Linked DNA regions of Homo sapiens: region 1 is linked to region 2. Evidence: read pairs that join two places in POLR2A ChIA-PET (ENCODE). Cell type or tissue: Caco-2. All regions are shown on one strand. Links, peaks and the distances in the headings refer to the core of each region. The heading gives the core; the rest is flanking DNA.

What was found. Peaks named below come from ENCODE experiments on the same cell type or tissue, not always from the same donor. Only the 100,000 strongest peaks of a DNase experiment are listed, where the experiment ranks them.
Region 1: POLR2A ChIA-PET joins it to region 2 with 5 read pairs; 2 of 35 experiments call an interaction of 5 or more read pairs at or near these places.

The regions. Positions count from the first base shown.
Region 1 is chr15:60,611,485-60,621,414 of GRCh38, forward strand. The region is part of intron 2 of RORA (RAR related orphan receptor A); the gene reads right to left. The region is part of intron 5 of RORA-AS1 (RORA antisense RNA 1); the gene reads left to right. Among named protein-coding and RNA genes, the nearest start is that of RORA-AS2, 65 kb to the right of the region's middle. RefSeq lists an enhancer at 8,817-9,317. In Caco-2, for the core only: no CTCF peak of the experiment used is centred there; a DNase peak (open chromatin) is centred at 4,037.
Region 2 is chr15:60,905,000-60,914,929 of GRCh38, forward strand. The region is part of intron 1 of RORA (RAR related orphan receptor A); the gene reads right to left. Among named protein-coding and RNA genes, the nearest start is that of RORA-AS4, 150 kb to the left of the region's middle. RefSeq lists enhancers at 2,232-2,733, 3,240-4,439. In Caco-2, for the core only: no CTCF peak of the experiment used is centred there; no DNase peak of the experiment used is centred there.

The DNA of each region.
Region 1 (9,930 bases), core at 1,612-6,611, 290 kb before region 2:
TATTCTGCATTTTCTTTGTCTTGGTAGAAAGCAAAATCAACATGTATCTTTACCTCAAACAATCTTGAGTTTTGCAAAAAAAAAAAAAAAAAAAAAAAAAAAAAAGGTGGAGTCTTCTTTGCACGAGGAGTCTAGAGAACTCTTAGCACCTAGTAGGTGCTCAATAAATACCAGCCAATAGGCAGGGCTCCTTTCCTCTGACAGCTGGCCATAGACACAAGCTGCTTTGGGAAACCTGATGGAGAGACCCGCCTTTCTGGCAGAGCCATCCTCACTCTTTCATCACTGCACTCAAAGATATTACTGATGTTGGTCCTCTGGTTTTGCTGCTTTTTTCCTCTGACTGGACTAACTGAGTCTACTCTGCTCACTAGCTGCCACTTCAGAATCCTGTCACGCAGCGGAAGGCCAAAGGACATTTTCCCCTAAGTCCTTTTAACTTCCTGGCATTCCGTTTTTCAACCCCACATTAAAGGTGCTGATGTTTCATCCTAGTCCTACCAGCCAATGGGTGGCCTCAAGTTAGACTAGGCAGGGCTTCTATCGGCTCTTTCCCTGTTGGGCACAGGGAGAAGGAACCCAGAGAAATGTTTCCTCAAGCTCATTTTCTAATTTTTCCTTGGATGCTATCACTGAAGTTCTGAGATCATGTATTAAGAAACAGACACATTGGAAACTAACATACAACAGATGTCAACCTAGGGCCAGGACTGGCCAGCAAGACTGATTTTTTGCAAGTTCTCAAAAATAATTTTTTTCTTTTTGCTTGCCTTTTTTCCCCTGTGCCCTTGTCCAATGCCCAGTCATCTTATAATCCATTAAAGCTGGTATACCAATTCTGTTTCCTTCCCAAGACAAGACCTGCCAACTTGAAAAATAAAAATGAACCTCCCCTCTTTTTGGCATGTTCCTCCAAGCCTCAACTAACCCCGGGCAGAAACTAGTGGATGTATGCCCAGTTGAAGCCTGAGGTTAGAGTCATAATTTTTACCTCCTTTAGCGAACAATTCCCTGGTATGTTCCTGAATTGTCATTCTTAGTATATTGCTAGACCAGGCATTAGCAAACCCAGCAGACTGGCATTCTCTGCAGTTTGGTAGAACAAGCCTGCTGTCATACGGAAGCTGAAATCCGAGACACCTCTGTACCTAGAAGAATCTCTCTCTCTCTCTCTCTGTTTTTTTTTTTTTTTTTTTTTTTTCTCTCTCTCTGTTTTACTCTGTCCCCAGGGGTAAAGTATTTTCTGCAAACATGAAATTAGTTTATATTTTAAGGGCTTTGGATTTACTAATTTTGACTAAGTTAAAAAGGGCAGAGCAGTCTCCTAGTACTCTCCTGAGTGACTCAATCTGTGATTCTTGGGAAGGGTTTAATGGACATATTTTATTTTCGTTCAGGGTGACCTCACTGATCATTGTGCAAAATGCCTTTTCTTTTTTTTCCTCCTTAAAACAAAATAACTGCAATTTTCTAGGCATTTCCTAGAGAAGGAAACTGTATTTTTTTTTTTACTTATCTTTAAGGCCACTGTTCAGGAATTTTTTTTTTTAATTCTATTTAAAGTGTAGGTGAAGGTGATTATATCTTTCCAAAGTCAGTAAAACAAATGTGTTGCATAAGTCATTTCAATTCAATTAAGAGAAACAGGTCAGATGCTAAAATATTAGTAAAATCAATTATGAGTAATAGGTCTCCTGTATAACATGTATCACTACAACCGCCTCTCTCATAATATTTGAATAAATTTACATTTGTTTCGTATCTCTGTGTGCCTGTAATATACAGGGGCGTCACTTGACCATAAAACCTTCTCTATTTCCTTCTCTTTGTTACATTTTCTCTGGTGTGCCTTGGAAATGACATGTAGACTAACCCTTTAGAGTGAAGGTTTTTCTAAGGAGAGAAAGCCCGGTGACAAATTAAAAAGAGCTCTGGAGTCAGATCCAGCTTTGAATCTTGTCCTGTCGCTTGTCAGTTGGGCAGGGAACTTCATCCTTGGGAGCCTTGATTTCCTCACCTGTGAGGGTAATAGTACCTTTCCACGGGGTTGTTCTACGATTCAAATACAACAACTTGCTGTAACATGCCCACCAGATTGCCAGGCACGTCTGGCATTCATTAAATGAATGTCTCTTTGTGAACTCTTTTGAAAATCCTAAAAATTACTAATATATAAGAGAAAATAATAATCACAAAATCTCAATTTGATATCTGTGTGTGTGTGTGTGTGTGTGTGTGTGTGTGTGTGTGTGTGTGTTAGGATTACAGCCACAAAGTCACCTGAAAAAAAAAAAAGGTGTCAAAGGGAAAGACTTTCTTCTTACTATTTGGTAAAAGGGCACCCTCAAAATCTCAGGTAGACAGTTCATGGGAAGGCCTTATGGGACAATAAATTTCTGCTGCAACCTCAGTAGCCTTTCTTTCAGACAAACAACTGATATCTCATATGGGGAAATTATGTGAAAAAAAAAAGAATACAACATTGAGTCTATGCCATAATTGGAAAAACATGAAAATGACATACATATATGATAAAAAATGAAAAAGGAAAACTGGAAATTTTTTGGTAGGTTAGTAAAAAAATGGTCATTTTTTTTCCTTTGTAAAATCCTTTATTCTTACAGGACTTTTGAACATTTAAGTGAAAAATAGAGAATTGTGTGATTAGAAATTCATCCTTTTAGGCTGACAGGCTACAATGCCTGTCGGTTGAAAAAGATAATATCTCAGGAAGTTAAGTACAGTTTGGCTTAATGGAGTACTTTCCTCCTAATCGCACAGAGGAAATGCAAGCATTGGCATTGACTGCTGGGGAGGAGGAAGGAAGGACAATTTTGGAGCATGGGCCATCAGCTGAGGGGAGCAGACCTGGAGATAGTAGACCCTAAATCGAAATAAAAAAATTGGAGCAGCAAGGCAAATCAGTACAAATGCAACCTCTGGAAGGTTCTAGTTGTGTAGGAAAGAGCATTAAGGTTGATTCTTTTGGAGTGTTTCTGTGTATTTTTGAGGAAAAGAGGCATTCATAGGGCGCATTGATGAGAAAGTCCCAAGAAAAGCATTCAAGGGTTTGGAATGCAGTTCACGGACAATCTGGCTTATAAAGACATGGCTTCTGTGTCGGTTCTATGACCCTTTGTGGGGAGGGGGCAGCATGGCACAGGAGAAAGAACAAGGTCTTCAGGGCTTGACAGAATAAGGTTCAAGCCCATCTCTGCCACCCACTAGCCATGTGTGCTGGGCAAATGGCTTAATATCTAAAACTCAGTTTTCTCAAGAAATAGGATACTTAATATTTATAGTAATCATAAGGTTTAAATGAGATTATACACACGCACATGCAGACAGACACTGACATGCTTACATACATATAGCTGCCTGGAGCATAGTAAGCTCTCAAATAACGCACCTTTTCTCAATGCAGGGAGCAGAAAAGAGAAGAACTCCCTTAAATTAATAAAGTTCTTGGCTGTGGCTCCATCCCAGTTTATGTGCTCAAGTTGAGACCAGAACAGCCTGCTCAGGGAGCTACAGGTTGAAGAGCTGTCAGGGAAAACAGAACAGCGTCAACCCACACACAGCCCCCTTTCTGCTTCCTAGAACCTGGTGGTGGATCAGCTGCCACTATCCACAGCCACCCAAGTCCTAATGCTCTCTCGTGTTTCCTCATCTTAGTGCTAGTGCACTTGGCAGAGCTGATGGCTCTGATTCCTGTATTTTGAATCCTGTAATAGCCCATGCTGACCACACTTGGGGTCAGGGGATATAGATAAAGGGGCACTGGGTGGCTTCTCTTCTCCACGGAGCCTTGAGATCGAGTGCTTCTAAGTCCTGAAGGTTTGCCTATCTTATCTGGGAAACCAGTAATAGGAAAGAATAACACCCCAGCCGGTATCTCTAACCCTCACCTTGCAACAAGTGTAAAATGAGAAGGGGAGGGAAGATTCGCCCCAAAGTCTCACGAGATGGGGCCTCCAAGGACTTATCAGGAGCTTGCTAAGCAGGTAACTCTGTACCGGGGGCTCCAGCAGCAGCCGGGGAGGAGAAGGCTGATAATGGGATTTGCGTTTACCCAGCAAAACCAACAGGGAGCAATCTTCAGTGGGTGGAGGAAGAATGTGAGCTCACGATAGCCCAGGTCCGGGGAAGCTGCTCCCTGCCAGCCTAGCTCATAAGGAAGTTGTTTATGTTTTCTGTTTGCCAAAAAACCTTTGTGCGCTGCTGAAACCTGTTTATCCTGAACTCCTAACAATCAACGCATGGCAACCAGTTCTTCAGATGACAAGTCCTTTTGTTAATGAGCAAGGAATGACTGACGAGGCCCTGCTGCCTGAAACCCCTTAGCTGCATGGAGTTCTGTGGATGGAGGTTGAGAGGGCTGCTTCGAAAATAACTCTGCTTTCTCACTCTCCATTCACCCATGTGCCCCAGCTCTTGACATGTGAGCAACCTATAAGCATGATTGTTATGAGCATGTCTCATTTGGGGGGTGCTGAATTTAGTTCCTCTAAAAAGTGCCATTGCTCCAGGAGAAGCAAATGCACCTCTATTGGACTCTTATAAAACTCAATGTGAAGAGCATTATAAAATACCTCAAATTTTGTCCACATATATACACTCACATGCATAAAACACTTTATGTCCTGTTTAATGTATGCATGCACAAACTTAGGCACACATATGTATTTGTGGTTTGGGGATCAACCGAGAGCAAGGTAAATTAGGGAACATGTGAATTGGCAGTGTTAAGCAATTTGATAAAAGTGTTGATCAAATCCCATAAGGGTGTGTGTGCTCAGGGTGGTGCTATGACGCGTCTTCAGTGTGTGTGAGACTAATGCCAGCGCATGCGTCTGCCCTCTCATCTCTCACCTTGTTGTCTGTTAAAATCTCATCTCCCACACCTGCCAGGCAACCTCCCAGTTGCACGAGGGCTGTCATTGGTTGGTGAGGATTGAGAAATTTTGATTTGTTTGTTGTTTTACTGGTATCTGTTGTGAACCAAAAGTTAGAAAATATTCCTTGAGTCCTTGTGAAGGCTCAGAAAGAAACAAGAGCCGGGAAGAGCAGCAGAGGGGTGTTTGGGGGAAGTTGTGAAGAATTCCAGGGGTCATGGGGTTTAAGAAATTCTGATCTTGGAACAGAAACAGACCCCAAACATGTCAGAACTGCATTTCAGGAAAAGAGCTTAGGAAAGAAAGTTTCTCAGGTACAAATGAACTGATTTTCCCTGAGTAATCTTGTGCGTTGCACAAATAAGAATGATCATACCTGCGTTCTGTGGTTGAGGTACATCCAGGTTCAGCTCGACTAGCTGCAAGGTTTGCTGAGTCAGGGGAAAGGCTGTAGGAAACCCCCTGGTCCTCAAAACCCCCCTTGTTCTCAGACCAGCCTCACGTCTACCTCTATAAGTAACAGGTTGAGTTCTCAGAGAAAATACATTGAAGAAGACTTGATGTACATGCTTTTACTATGATGGGCAAGATTCATATAAAAGACAATGCATTTGGGGGAAGACTTGCACAATATAGAATTGCTTCTGAAATCAATCAAACAAAAAAGCCCACAACAACACAATCGCCCCAAGCTTTCTCTCCTTTCTGTCCTAGCACAACTTATCAGAGGCAGGGGTGATATGATGATATGTATTCTTTACTAGTGAGTACAGTAGGACAGGGAGTGTATCTGTCTGGCTCAGTGTTATAGTCACAGAACCCATCACAGTGCCTGGTATACAGTAGGTGCCATTTTATTGCTCATATTTGTTGAATCAATCAATCACTCATACAAGGGAGAGCACCCAGCCCCAGTCTTCATTAAGTGCTTGTCCACTAATTGAGGCAAAGAAATCATACCTGGTCCATTGAAATTTGGGGGCCCTATTTTTACCACAGAAACACAGGAGCAAAGGGTGAACTCTGTACTGAGTTTTGAAGGCAGCAAGGTCTGAGGAAGCAACTGCGCAAAAGGCAGAACGTGACAGTGAGAATTCCTCTTGGAGAACATCCTATCCATAGACTCCCCCGGAGGGACTGCCTGCAGAACTGTCATTGGCCAATTTCAATGCGTGTTACAGATTCATAGCACAGTGGATGATGAGCTATATTAATCAGGAAGGAAGGAAGAAAGAGTAAAGAAAAAATACACACACACACGCACATACACACATACAGACAGAGAGAGAGAGAGAGAGAGAGAGAGAGAGAGAAAGAGGGAGAGAGAGAGAAACCTAAAACTGTGAGCTTCTTCTCAGCCTGGTCTTCATTAAGAACTTCAAACCTGGCGATGGGCAGATTTGCCCTGTGGTGGGAAGGAGGCCTCAGTTCATCCAGTTCTTGATAACAGTTGCTAAGCCCAAGTTTGGGCAGGACTGTTCCAGAGGCTGGGCCTGGCTATGTCAGGGTGTTGCTGTGGGTATGGGGGAAAAATAGAGAGGCAGCTAGGGATAAGAGGTGCTCAAGAAGTCTGCTGTACTCTTGGCAAGCCAAACTCTGGTTCTTAAAACTAAGAAGTCATAGAGAAGTGAATGGGGCTTGTAACCGAGGGCAATTTTTAATTATCAGTTAGGAATAGACTACTACAGGCCACAGATAAGGTGTTAAACAGATGTTCTTTTAATAGTTATCCATATCTTTCTTTTCTTGGCCAGTAACACTTAGCTTGGCTGGTTTTCTTCTCCTGTGTTGCTGGAGGTGGGGCAGAGGTGACTGGGGACTCTAAGAATCTGACAGTAACACCATCCTCAGAAACAGTGATGGAGTAATGCTTGGGTACCAGCATTCAAGACTCAATCAACTTTGGCCAAGGCCAAGGGCAACCTCTGCTACATTGCTCTCTGCTCTGACCCCTGCCTACCCACACAGCCCCTACAGATACATGTAGCAGGTGGTGACACAGATCCCATACACGCACATCTTGAAGCCCGTCCTTTGTGTTCAGTATTGCACCCCAGGCACCTGGCACACAGCAGTGCCCCAAAAATGTGTCAAATGTTGGATGACTGGATTAAAATATTAGGAGGCAGGATACCTACTTTATGTTATAGTTGCCCCTACCAAATTTCAACTCACTATAAAATATGTGAACACAACTTAAAAAAAAAGTATTTATTCTCCAGGAGCTTTATAAGAGGCAGGATACATAGGTAACATGTTCTTTATACTTTGATGACAAAAAGAAAAATGAATGTATTTTCTCATTTCAGGATAGGAGAAAGTCATCCTTCTTTTGAGTTTTACCTCTTAAAGATAATCCCCTTCTCACTCTCCAAATGTCACTTTCCAACATTTCTATGTTATGGGAATAGGTGATTTCTTTGTAACTTTTCCTGCCTTGCCATTTCTCCAAATCTTGCTAATCTGCTGGGTTTGAAGCTCATGCATTTGTTTTTCCCATCTGCCTTAACACCTCCTTGCTGACACATGCCCAAAGGTGCTCAGCATAAAAAGGGAGTGGTCTTCACAAACATAAACTAGGTGTTCCCTGTTCAAATGCAAACTTGACAGGTATTCTCACAGGGAATACTGGCACCTTTCCCTCAACAGCTGTACAAAAGGTTAAAACTTGTTCCTGGCAAACACAGTTACACTAATGCATCCTACATGGATTGTCCCTTCTTGTGCTTCACTAAGCTCTAATTGCAATCATGTTGGACATCAACTGCTTACTGTAATGTTTCATAATGTAAAGTGCACTCCAGGATTCAGTGGTGCTTTCTTCGAGTTAAAGCATGATCGTGGTAACGAAATGACTACAAAAATTGACACACATTCTTCAATGGATCATCTTTCTTTGGAGACAAAGACAAGTTGTGACTCCTCCTATTATTGAGGATTGAATTTAGTTTTATGCACTGTCAGCAGCCACCTCAGCTGCATTTGAACAATTTGGGGACAAACTATCTTGGGGCTACAAATATGGCAACCCATAGTCACAGATGATGTATCATGATGATGCCTTTTACGTCAGTTCATAATCATCAGGGCTGAGGAAATTTTGTTTTGCTTTGTTTCCTAAAATCTTTTAAAATTTTATTGCATAAGAATATCATAACATATAAGTCAACTGAGAAATTTAGTAGTAATCCTGTAACACTAAACACATTAGCTGCTTCCCTCCTTCCCCTCATCTCATAGCATTGAAATCTGTCTGCATACAAGCGGGAGTTCTGCCTACAAGTTGGTCCCCACATTTTCTGTATTGCCACTTTATCATAATGAGTCATAATGTATTATCACACAAGGATCATCCATCTTGACCACTTCACTGTGGCTCAGGAGCTGTGAGGTCCACCAAACCACTCAAGATTTCAGGGCTTTATGCTTTTAAGATCCAGAACCACAGGCATTGTTTGAGGCACTTTCTGCAGAAGGTGTACCGCATCTTTGCCTGCTTTTGCAGGCCTCAATGGACAGACAGCCGTAGTTCACTAGGCTGATTCTCTCTGTTCATTTATTCAGGTTTCCAAGAGCTCCATCCACCTTCTCTGACGTCTTCCCCAGTCATTCCTGCCCCTAAGATTCTTCCTGTCCCTTCAACTCCTGAAGGTCCCACGGTCAGCATCTCTCACTATCTCCTTTTGTAGCTAAAGTATAGATGCTTCGTTACCCTAACCAAACTCTGTTGCTTTAGAGTGAGGAATCTACTTTAGACTTCTTTGGAGTCCCAGGATATCTGGTGCACAGTAAGTATTAATGCATATTTACAGATGGATCTGAATAATATTTTTGAGATAACCATCAAATGGAAAGTAAGTGAAAATAACATAGAAAATGTGAAAGGGAAAAAGACCTCATGGTATTAGCTCAAATAAGGACAGGGACCACATCTCATCCCTTAAGTGACTTAATCTCTCTGTGCTTCAGTTTCCACATCCAAAAAATTGAAATCATAATAGAACCTACTTCATAGGCCGTCATGAGGATCAAATGAGTTCTTATGTGTTAAGTGGTTAGAACAGTGTCTGGCATGCAGCAAATGGTACGTATTTTTAAATGAAAATAAAAATTAAGTAACATGGTAATGTCCAAATCTAGGGTAGTACCTGCCACAGAGTAGCTGCTCAATAAAGGCTGAACTCAATTACTGTCTGTTTTGTGACACTTGCACCAGCATGGACCTGGGAGGGAGCAGCAGCTGGGACCAAGGGGCTGGCTGGTGACAGTATCTTCCAGGAGAAGTGTTTGGGAAAGCAGTAAGCTCCACACTCCAGTTCAAAGGCTCTGGAAGTTACCAGGTTCTGCCACAAACTCGTTTGGCTGGAGTGCTCCCAGGTCTGGGATGTGTGGCTTTTCGGGTTAGTCCAAGGCACAGTTGCCGGGCACCCTGGCGCTGATGGCTGCTGGGGAGAGGGGGACAGCCCGGAGCTCCGCCTCCCACTAGCAGCTCAGAGCCGGCACGGAAAGTTACTGCATGTGAACGTGGCAGGAATGATGGAAAGCCCAGGGCTGCCAAGTGCTGCAATCCCGGGCTGCGTTTCTTATGCTCACAGGCACCAGCTCTTCAGGGAGTCTAGTCTATACACGCTTCCTGCGCATAACTGTATTCTTTCAGCAGTTACTATGCTTTGGCGTAGAGGGAGGAGACAAAAGTTTGAGGGAGTGGCAGTGAGGCATGAGCCAAGATCCCATACACAATGTCTTCCTTGCCCTAAGATGTTCCTAAGAAGAACTTATAATTTCACCCACTGTATTGTGTATCTCTGAACTTTCATCGAATATATATATATATATTTTTTAAGAAAATACCTCTTTATCAAGTTCAGCCCACCAGAGGCTTCCATTTGTCTATTTGCCCATCCATTTTTTAACAAACATCTCCTAAGCATCAATTATCTGTCAGCTACCCAACTAGGCCCTGGAAACCCAGAGAAGCTCATAGTCCACTGCGGAGCCAGAGAGTAAATTGTTGCTATATAACATGAAGGGCTAT
Region 2 (9,930 bases), core at 3,021-8,020:
GTTGGGATGAGCTGCATGAAGGACTGCATTACCTGAACAAACGGGTGAGGGCTTGAGGCTCTGGGGGCGCTCGTCTTTAATGTTAATGAGACTCATTCATACCATGGGCTGGGGAGGCTTGGAAATATTTTAGTTACATAAACTGACATCAACCCCTCTTCTTCTTTTAATTGATATGCAGTCTTAGCCCTGTTATCATCTCTGATCTTGACCATTTCCCTTAGCCACTGGGCAACCAATGTCTCCTTCTGAACAGTTGGGAGAAATGTAAATTCACTGTTTTTTCTCCAGAGCAGCCAGAGGTTCCTTAATTTGCATCGTTATATGAGTGCAAAGCATGATGATAAAATATGCAATTCTTAAGAAATGTCAAAGACAGCTCATTAGATCAACTTTTTTTTCTGTGTATTTTTTTTTCTTTTTAAACAGGGACCACTGTGCTTCCTTTCAAGTGACAAGAGTTGTGACAGCTGCTCTATAAGGTATTCAATGGTTAATTAAGACACGAGTGTCATTGCTGAGCTCTTTTGTGTTTCATAGAAAGCAGTTGCTAAACAGATGAAAGTAGGTCTGAGGCAAGGGGTAGCATAACTATTATTTCAATTAATAAATAGCTCTAAAAGTGAAGGAAGTGATAAAGCCCTCAAGAGCGTCTGTATCTGCCCCGGTTCTGTCAGGAAAATTAAACAGAGCACTTGTGATTGCCATTGCTTCTGTTTAAGAGATCCAAGCAAGTAGGGTCACCTGTGCTGAGCAGGTTAGAGCCGGCCTGGTTCTTGGGGCACCCCCTAGTGACATGTTCCTATACCCTAGGATATCCCTTTCCTTGCTACTGAAAGAAATGGTGCTGAATTCACCTTGTTCTTCCACCCTCATCATCCTTTATTCTCCCCCTCTCTTCTACCAAAGAAGCCCTAAAATGTATTTTCAGATAAATATCAGGAAAGCATTTATAAATATTTCAGAGGTGTTTCATAAATAAATCAGCAAATCTACAAAAAGACTTCTCTCTTTTAATGAGATCTTGTCTGTGGTATATCCCTTTTACTTGAGCATCATTAAAACCAGTTGGGAAGATTTTTATACTGGACTCTCTTTTCGGGGGCTTCATAATATATGAACAAGCCTGCTATGCGTCTGTGAAACATGTAGCCTCTTCTTCTGACAGATTAGGCAGCCCTGGCGCGAGGGAATAGCTTTTACTCTTTTTAAAGTAAATACTAATCAATAGCAACTGTACCGACAAAAACCTTCTTGCTGCCTAATTGCACCACAGCTACTCATAGACCCCAACAGAATTTTCCCCTAGATGTAACAAAATTAACTACCAGGGGCTGAGCTAGTGAATTATCACCATCTCTCTATTCAAATGTAATTAACACAACCCCCCAACTACCACATGTACCATTAAAGTACCATTTGTATGTGTAATTTTCAAACAGGGTCTAAAGGTCGTGCCCACATCAATCTTTTCAACACACACAGCTGCACAGGAAATCAAACTGGCAGGGAGGTGGTCGCAGCCATTCTAGGAAATCTCTCCCTCTCTCAGATATTGTTTGTAGTTTCTCTTCTGCAGCTTAATGCCCTCTGTGGTCTCTTTGGCCGTGTCAGAAATAGCCAGACTGTATCAGAGGCAAACAAGTGATTTAAGGAATTTTAGGAAGCCAATCTAGTACCCAGCCCTGGCCAATCCAGGGGCTAGCTATGCAGAAATCTTACTGATAGCTTGGGATGGATACTACGGCCACGGTGGTTAATAATAACTAAGATTTTTATTGTACATTCAGATTATAAAAAAACTTGTACCTGCATTTTTCAAACTCATTATTATTATTGGCAATTGTAGTAATACCAGGGGCTATATATTGAGCATTTGAGCTAAGAGCTGTACATCTATAGTTTGTCAATTAATCCTCATAACAACTTTATGAGTTAGGAATTATTTCCTCTATTTTAAAACCAAGGAAACTGAGGCTCAGAGTGAGTGTGTGACTCAAAATGCTCCAAGCAGCTAGAAGGAGGGAGCACCAGGGTTTGAACCCGATTTTCTGACTCTGAGGCTCGTTCTGACACATAATCACTTTGGGAGGGAGGTATCATCATCATCCTCAGCCCCCCACCAACATTATCATCATCACCACCATCATCATCAACATCATCTGCCTTTCATACATGAGGTAAACAAGGTACAGAGAGGTGAAGCAGCTTGTTCAGGGCTACACGGCACAGAAGAGTATGGAAGAAGAGGCTTGGAGGCAAGATAAAGGCAAGGGGCAGTCATTGGGGATTCATGGAATAGATGTCTCTCTAAATGTCTCTCATGTCCTGGTGGCCATTCCATCTGTCACTTTCAAAAGTCAGTGGAAAGAGCAATGTAAGAGGAGTCAGGAGTCAGGGGCCATCCACTCAGACCAGACACCAGCTGGGTGACCTTGACCTTGACATTCCCTCTCTGGGCTCCGTGCTCTTGATTACATAACAAGCTAGATTAGAAGATATCTCAAGTCACTTCCAGATGTAACATTTTAGGCTCTTCATTTGTGAATTATTCGTGCTAGAAGAGGCCATATGTGGAAATTTAACACAGCAATACTTTCTCAAAACTTCACCTGTAATGTGCCTGTTAGGACTCAGGCACCCATGTTGTCACAAAGCCATCTCTTGATAAAAGGAGGAGCCCTGGGCTGAGGATGCCCACATTTAGCGTTTTTTTTCTCAGAAATACTCTGCCACTCCCAGAGCCAACACGTACAAATAGCATTTGCTGCACACCCTCCACTTCCCATGTGTCATTTGGCAAGGCTGCCCCGCTTGTCAAGAGGGCTATGCAAAGTCACCAAGGTCTGTAACTCCAGTTAGAACTCAAACACTAATTTTTCAGCAGCAGAGTCTGTTGTGAGAAACCTTGCTCCCAGGTGCACAGTGAACACAGAGGGTCCTTCTCTAATGGGACTCCCTTGACTTCTTCCACTCAAAGACGCCTGGTTCCAGCCTGTGAGGCTGTGCATGGGGTCAGCTCCAATGCTCGGAACGTCCCGCCTCCACCCAGATACACACTGACCACATGTGTCTGGGGCTCCTGAGTTTTTCTCTGCCCATAGCTCACCCAGGGCATGAGTGCCTTCTGCAGTTTAGTTTATAGTTGATCCATGCTGGTGAGGCCTGCCTCTGAGTCAGGGCCACCATTAGCCTGGCCTTGAGGGGACATGCACCTTCATGCCTGAGCTGACCGTAGGGTGTGTGTGGAGGGGGCGCTTTTGGTGTCCAGAGGCACTTGGCATCACATTATATCCATTTAAATATGTTTTCCCTTGATTCTGAATGAACTGAGAGAAACAAAAAATACTAATCAAAATGGAATGCAAATATCCAAGGCTCCTTTCTCTCAGAAAATGCCCTATTTTCCCCCCTCCATGGTACTAATGTTTTAGAAATAGAAGGCACCTCTGGAGAGACAGGATAATACCAAATTTTCAAATCTGTAGAAAATGAGTACAGGGGTAGGCGGCACTATTAGTGCTACTAAAAATAAGCTTTGGGAAGCTACAGTAAATGGAAAAACCAGAAGAGTCATTCCTTTTTTAAACTGTACTGAAAATCCTGTATGTTCAGGAGCCATTTTCTCCAGAGATTCCAACAATAATACTTGGAATTCAATATCCATTTCTACAGTGGTCTCTCTCCCATTTTGTCCCCCTCCCTTCACCACTGCCCCAGTAATGCAGGCTAAATATTAAGCTTATTACCCCCACAGAAAGCGTGGTTCTGCCAACTGAACATTGTGCCAGATACCAAGAATTGAGGCGATTATGCCCTGCATGCTGCTTGGTATACTGAAGATGGGCGTTCTTTTACTTTATTTTTATTTCATTTCATTTTTTTTTTTTATTAAAGAGAGTTCTACTGTAGACAAACAACCCAGGGATTGTTTGAAGAAAAGGGATATCCCCTCAGACCTGGGGATGCATTTCTCCCTCAGTGGCTAAACCTCTTTGTCATTATTACCTCCAGAGAGAGACACCCAGGGATCTGCTCACACCACCCATCTCCAGGCAAGTTGAAGCATGTCCTGGAAAGCCACCTGAACCCTGGACAGCTCCGCCTGACTAGAGAAATGGTGGCAAAGGAATTCTTGCTGTGGTCCCAGCGGTGAGCATAACAGAGTTACCTCTCTCCACCCCAAATATTCAGACTGCAAGGACACTGGCTCCCAAGCTTCGACCTGCTTGGAGTTCCATTCCAGGTACTCTGCTGATGTCTCGGCCAGCCTCAGCCACAGACTCCCAGCTGAGCTGAGCTGTTCTGAGGAGTCAGGAAATTTGGGGGATTTTAACAGAGAAACAAAGCCTGGCACCCCATGTGTCAAAGCTCTGGATACTAGCTCTTTAGAACCTAGGTGGGCTAACGGGAAAAGTCAATGTTAGCAGTAAACCCAAGATCAAAACTTATTCCATGCCTTTCCATCTTCTCTCAAACATAGCCTTTATCGAACGATTGAACCCTCACACACATAAATAAATGGAGAAAGATGTACTCTGAAAAAAAACCATAGAAAATAGAGTCACAAGTTATTTATAAAGGGGAGATTTGTTAAAGTAGCCAATCTACTTCCCTCATTTTATAGGCAGAGAGACAGAGGAAGAGCAGGTTGAAGGTTCTGAACAGGATCCCCACTAAGCGTGGGTCACATTAGGGGACAGAACACTAGCATGGGCTTTTGCCTCCTAATTCAGCGTTCTCACCACCCTTGTTGTTCCATAGAGCCTCTGGAAAGAGAGTGGCCTCAAGTGGGACTGGAGTGAAAGGCCAAGATTGAGAACGCCTACCTATTTTTTACAAGGTGGTCTGGAATGTATTATTATTTTTTTTCCTTCTTTATTTCAGTCTGGGCATTTTTGCCTCTTAAAAGCAGCTAACCCTTTACCACGGAGGTGATGCAGAAATCTACTCATCAAGTAAGCCTGAAAGCCCTTTGATTCCTGCAGAAAAATCTATATGTGCCCTTCAGCCTCATAATTGAGTTGCAAAGGGGAAAAATAAAATTGTTTCCTGGCTGTGTGGAGCCATTCTACCCAACATGCCAATAAAAAGCAAGTGGTGTTTTTGTCCATAGGATGTCCAGGTTCAGAGTCAGATCCATGAGGCTAAACAAGGGCTAGGTTATTACCAACAAATGATTACACTCCAGGTTGTATTGAACAGAGTGAGATATGTGAACTCTTGAGACTAATTGGAAGGGGAAATGTCAATGTTGACATCCCCTGACTGGATTCCCTAAACCACAGTGGAAACTAACCCAGAATCTTAAAAATGCTGGCTTCCAGAAAGCCCTATTCTTATCAGGAAATGTGAATATTAATCCCAGGCAAGTCACTTAGCCACTACTGTTTTTCTTTGCCATCAGATAGTAATAGCCATCTGCGGTATCTTTTTTCAGAAAATTATTTGGAAGATCAAGTAAATAGAGTAGAGCATTTTAACTAGTGAAATACTCCTCTTATTCAATCACAGTTATTCTCTGCAGTATGTGGAAGCAGGTTAACACCATCTACCTCAAAACAACTTTGTGAAGTTGGGGGTCCCGTTTTAGACATGGGAGGACTGAGACTCAGAGAGTTTAGGTGGCTCATCTAAATTCACAAAGAACTTAGAGAGAAACAGACAAGGTACAAACCCAGATTGGCTAGTTCCATCTCATTTTCTCCATGGAATCACATGGCTTCTCTCTTGATACATGCAAAATGCTTTTAAAGGTTAAAAGAGTGATACTGTAACAACTAATTGAATTCATCCCCACACTGTCAGTCATGTCAATATTTAGGAGTTCACACTTCTCTCCATGGACATAAATCATCTTTATGAGGCTCTGGCTGTTTTTTTTTTGTTGTTGTTGTTTTTTGGGTTTTTTTTTTTTTTTTGAGATGGAGTTTTGCTATTGTTGCCCAAGCTAGAGTGCAATGGCGCGATCCTGGCTCACTGCAACCTCCGCCTTCCAGGTTCAATGATTCTCCTGCTTTAGCTTCCTGAGTAGCTGGGATTACAGGCGCCCACCACCATGCCCAGCTAATTTTTTTTTTTTTTTTTTTTTTTTTTTTTTTTTTTTTGTATTTTTAGTAGAAACAGGATTTCACCATGTTGGCCAGGCTGGTCTCGAATTCCTGACCTCAGGTGATTCACCTGCCTCAGCCTCCCAAAGTGCTGGGATTACAGGCATGAGCCACTGTGCCCGGCTGACTCTGGCTGTTTTTGTAACTACAGTAAGCTCCTCTGTGACGGAAGCTCCTAGTTGTATCTGATTCACTGGTGGACTGATGGAATGCCTGGACTAGTCTTCAACACACCTTCTGCTCTCAAGGCCATTTCCACGGCCATGTTTGAGAACATCAGATCAACCCAATTTTCTGTCATACTCAGTCAGTTGACTTTACTGGCGGACAAAATAGATAGTTGCCTTCCTGTTGTGATTTCTAGGATCTTAGGGGAAAGCCCTTCTTCTTCACTACCCTTCTATCCCTTCCCTTAAGGTTTTAAATCCTTGAATGAGGATTTTAAAAATCATTCTAGAATGAAAGACAGGTTTAAAGTGCAAATATATTAAAAAGCCAAGGACGCATTCTTTAATGAGTAAGTAAAATACTAAGCAATTCGTTTTGGGAGAAAGAAGGGCTAAAAGAGAAAAGTGTCAGGTAACGGATTTTTGATTTTTTTTTTTTTTTTGAAACAGTCTCGCACTGTCCCCCAGGCTGGAGTGCAATGGTGCAATTTCGGTTCACTGCAATTGCCAACTTCTGTGTCCAAGTGATTCTCGTGCCTCAGCCTCCCAAATAGCTGGGATTACAGACGTGCACCTGGCTAAGTTTTTTTTTTTTTGTATTTTTACAAAATACAAAAAAGACAGGGTTTTGCCATGTTGGCCAGGCTGATCTCGAACTCCTGACCTCAAGTGATCTGCCCCCATTGGCCTCCCAAAGTGCTGGGATTACAGACATTAGCCACCACAACCTGCCCAGTAACTGATTTGAGGGAAGGTCACAGAGGTGGAGAAAGGGCACAACAGGCATATTAGAAACTCCTCAGTTTGTCCAATATTTTGCTTAAGGCAATGCCTGTTAAACTCTCTGAACCAGACCAGGTGCAGTGGCTCACGCCTATAATCCCAGTACTTTGGGCGACCCATGTGGGAGGATTGCTTGAGGCCAGGAGTTTCAGACCAGTCTGGGCAACATGGCAAAACCCTGCCTCTACAAAAAAAGAAAGAAAGAGAAAAAAATAGCCAGATGTGGGGGGGCTGCATCTGTCGTTCTAGCTACTTGGGAGGCTGAGATGACAGGATCGCTTGAGCCCACGAGTTCAAGGCTACAGTGAGCTATGATTGCACCACTCTATTCCATCCAGCCTGGGCAATAGAGGGAGACCATGCCTCAAAAAAACAAAACAAAACAAAACAAAAAAACAAAAAAATCACCACCTCGCCGGGCATGGTGGCTCACACCTGCAATCCCAGCACTTTGGGAGGCCGAGGCATGTGGATCACGAGATCAGGAGATCGACACCATCTTGGCTAACATGGCGAAACCCCATCTCTACTAAAAATACAAAAAATTAGCCAGGCATGGTGGCAGGCGCCTGTAGTCCCAGCTCCTCAGGAGGCTGAGGCAGGAGAATGGCAGGAACCCGGGCGGCGGAGCTTGCAGTGAGCCAAGATCGTGCCACTGCACTCCAGCCTGGGTGACAGAGCAAGACTCCATCTCAAAACAAACAAACAAACAAACAAAACAAAACAAAACACAACAAAAAAAATCACCACCTCTAGGTGCTAGAGAAACAGTGTTTGGGGAATCCATTAACAGGTGTGATTTAAAAATTTTTTACAACTGCTTTACTGAGGCATAGTTTATATACCACAAAATCCACACATTATAAGCATCCAATTTAATGATATTTAATGATTTTTAGTAAATGTATAGAGTAGTACAACCATTACCATAATTTAGTTTTAGAAACAAGTTCAATTTGAAAAAAATAGTGCTTTGAAAAGGTATCACTGCTTGCCCATTATAGCACTATAGGGTTTATTCTTACTGATAATCTGCCTAAAGTAGGCTCCACAAAACACTGGGTAAGGGCAGCCACGCTTTGGAGGACTTCCTCTTTCCCTGGCTTCTGAGTGATTATGTGCTGGGATTCAGGAGTGAGCTCAGAGCTCACCACCTCGTGCTCAGGCTCAGGGAGGGGCCCTTGGTGTGGACATGGAAATCCCTGCCATGTCCATAGCCTCTATGCTCACCACCTGGAAAGTTACAGAGAGCTCCCAGTTACACCTCTGGTTTCTAGAGCCAGTAGAGCAAGCCTGTGATCAGCCCCTCCACCCCAGCCTCCTACAGCCACCTCTCCCAGGAAAGCCTAGAGGAAATTGGCCAACGTCTTGGTATTCCATTCTGGTTGCCAAGTGCCCTTATTGTTTTTGCATTTCTAAGAGACTGTCAGTACAACTTCCCCCGTGACTGCCACGTGACAGGCTGTGCTGTCCTTTATCTCAGGGCACCAAATGACTTACTTCATTCCAGGTCTTTCTGTTTCACTGTGAGTCAGGTGGAAAACAGAAAGGTGGCCCTATTTTAAGGGAAATGTTAAAACAAAGACAATGCTGTGCTTTGCTGGCATTTGTTAGCAGCAGACACGGTTAAAGAATGGCTATGGGCAAATATTTGGATGACTATAGAATCTGCTTAAATACTATGGATTTACTGTATAGGGTGTCAAAGTAACAACTGTAGAGTTAGAGTCTATTAAAGGGGGTCTCAACAAAAAATATTTATGCCCTTATATGCATGCTGCTTTGTCTTTTGAAAATTATCTTTCCTGTTTTTTCCATCTCATAGTTCCCTCCAAACAATTGACCACTCCTTTTGCCATGTCACTGCTTCCTATGGAACTCAGTCCGGTGGATTAAGTGTTTCTGTTAATGTCTGTCTCCCTTTCACACTGACTTTTGTATGAAAGGGACCGTGCCTCTTCACCTCTGTAACTCTAGTGTATACCATGGTGTCTGGCAATAGATGATCTGCACTCCATTGACTGGGAAGAGGCTGTGAAAACAAAGACGGGTGCACGTTCAGAGCAAATATTTCCTGCTTTGGCTGTGCTAATTTGCTGTACTTTACACAGTCAGGGAATGATGTGTGATCATTTGTTGAATTAAGAAATTGTTTTGGACTCAAGAAGCACCAAATGTAAACTGCAATGTCAGACTGCGAGAGAAAGGGTGGGAGGCTTTGGGGAAAGGGCTTTCCCAAAGTGCTTGCCCATGGGGAGGTGAGGGGGAATGCAGGCTCCTAGCCACAGAGAATGAATTCATTAAGTCCACCACCATGCTTTGTGAGAACCAGGCAGCCACTCCTCCTTACATACAACCCCAGTCAGATCTATAGCCATGACAAGAAATACAAAGGTGTGCTTTCTATTTGTGGTTTATGGAATTGCCTTCGGGATTTGACTTTTATCTACCATGTCCACTGTTCTGCCTCCAAGACCTATCACAGTACTTGGCACACAGAACGCAGTAAATATTTGTGATGCAAATGAATATTTCATAGTCCAGCTGGCTTCTTTCCCATGTTTTTTTTCTTTAACTGTGCACTAAAACCACAGTGTCCCGGAATAAATTTTCTATTGAACATCTCACTTGACTGGGAAGTAATCTGTGAATGTGATAAAGAAATGGAGAGCAAATCCTTGGAAACCAAGGCTTGGGAGTTCCATCATTTAGGAAACAAAAGCAGTCAAGACTAAAAATCTCAGACATCGTAAAGTGATTACTCACCTTCTGAAAGACCCCAGAAATATCAGAGGACACCGGGGGTCAGTGGGCCATCCAGGAAGAAGCTTTGGTGAAGGGGAGGGCACTAATGTTTCTTTGGCACTTAT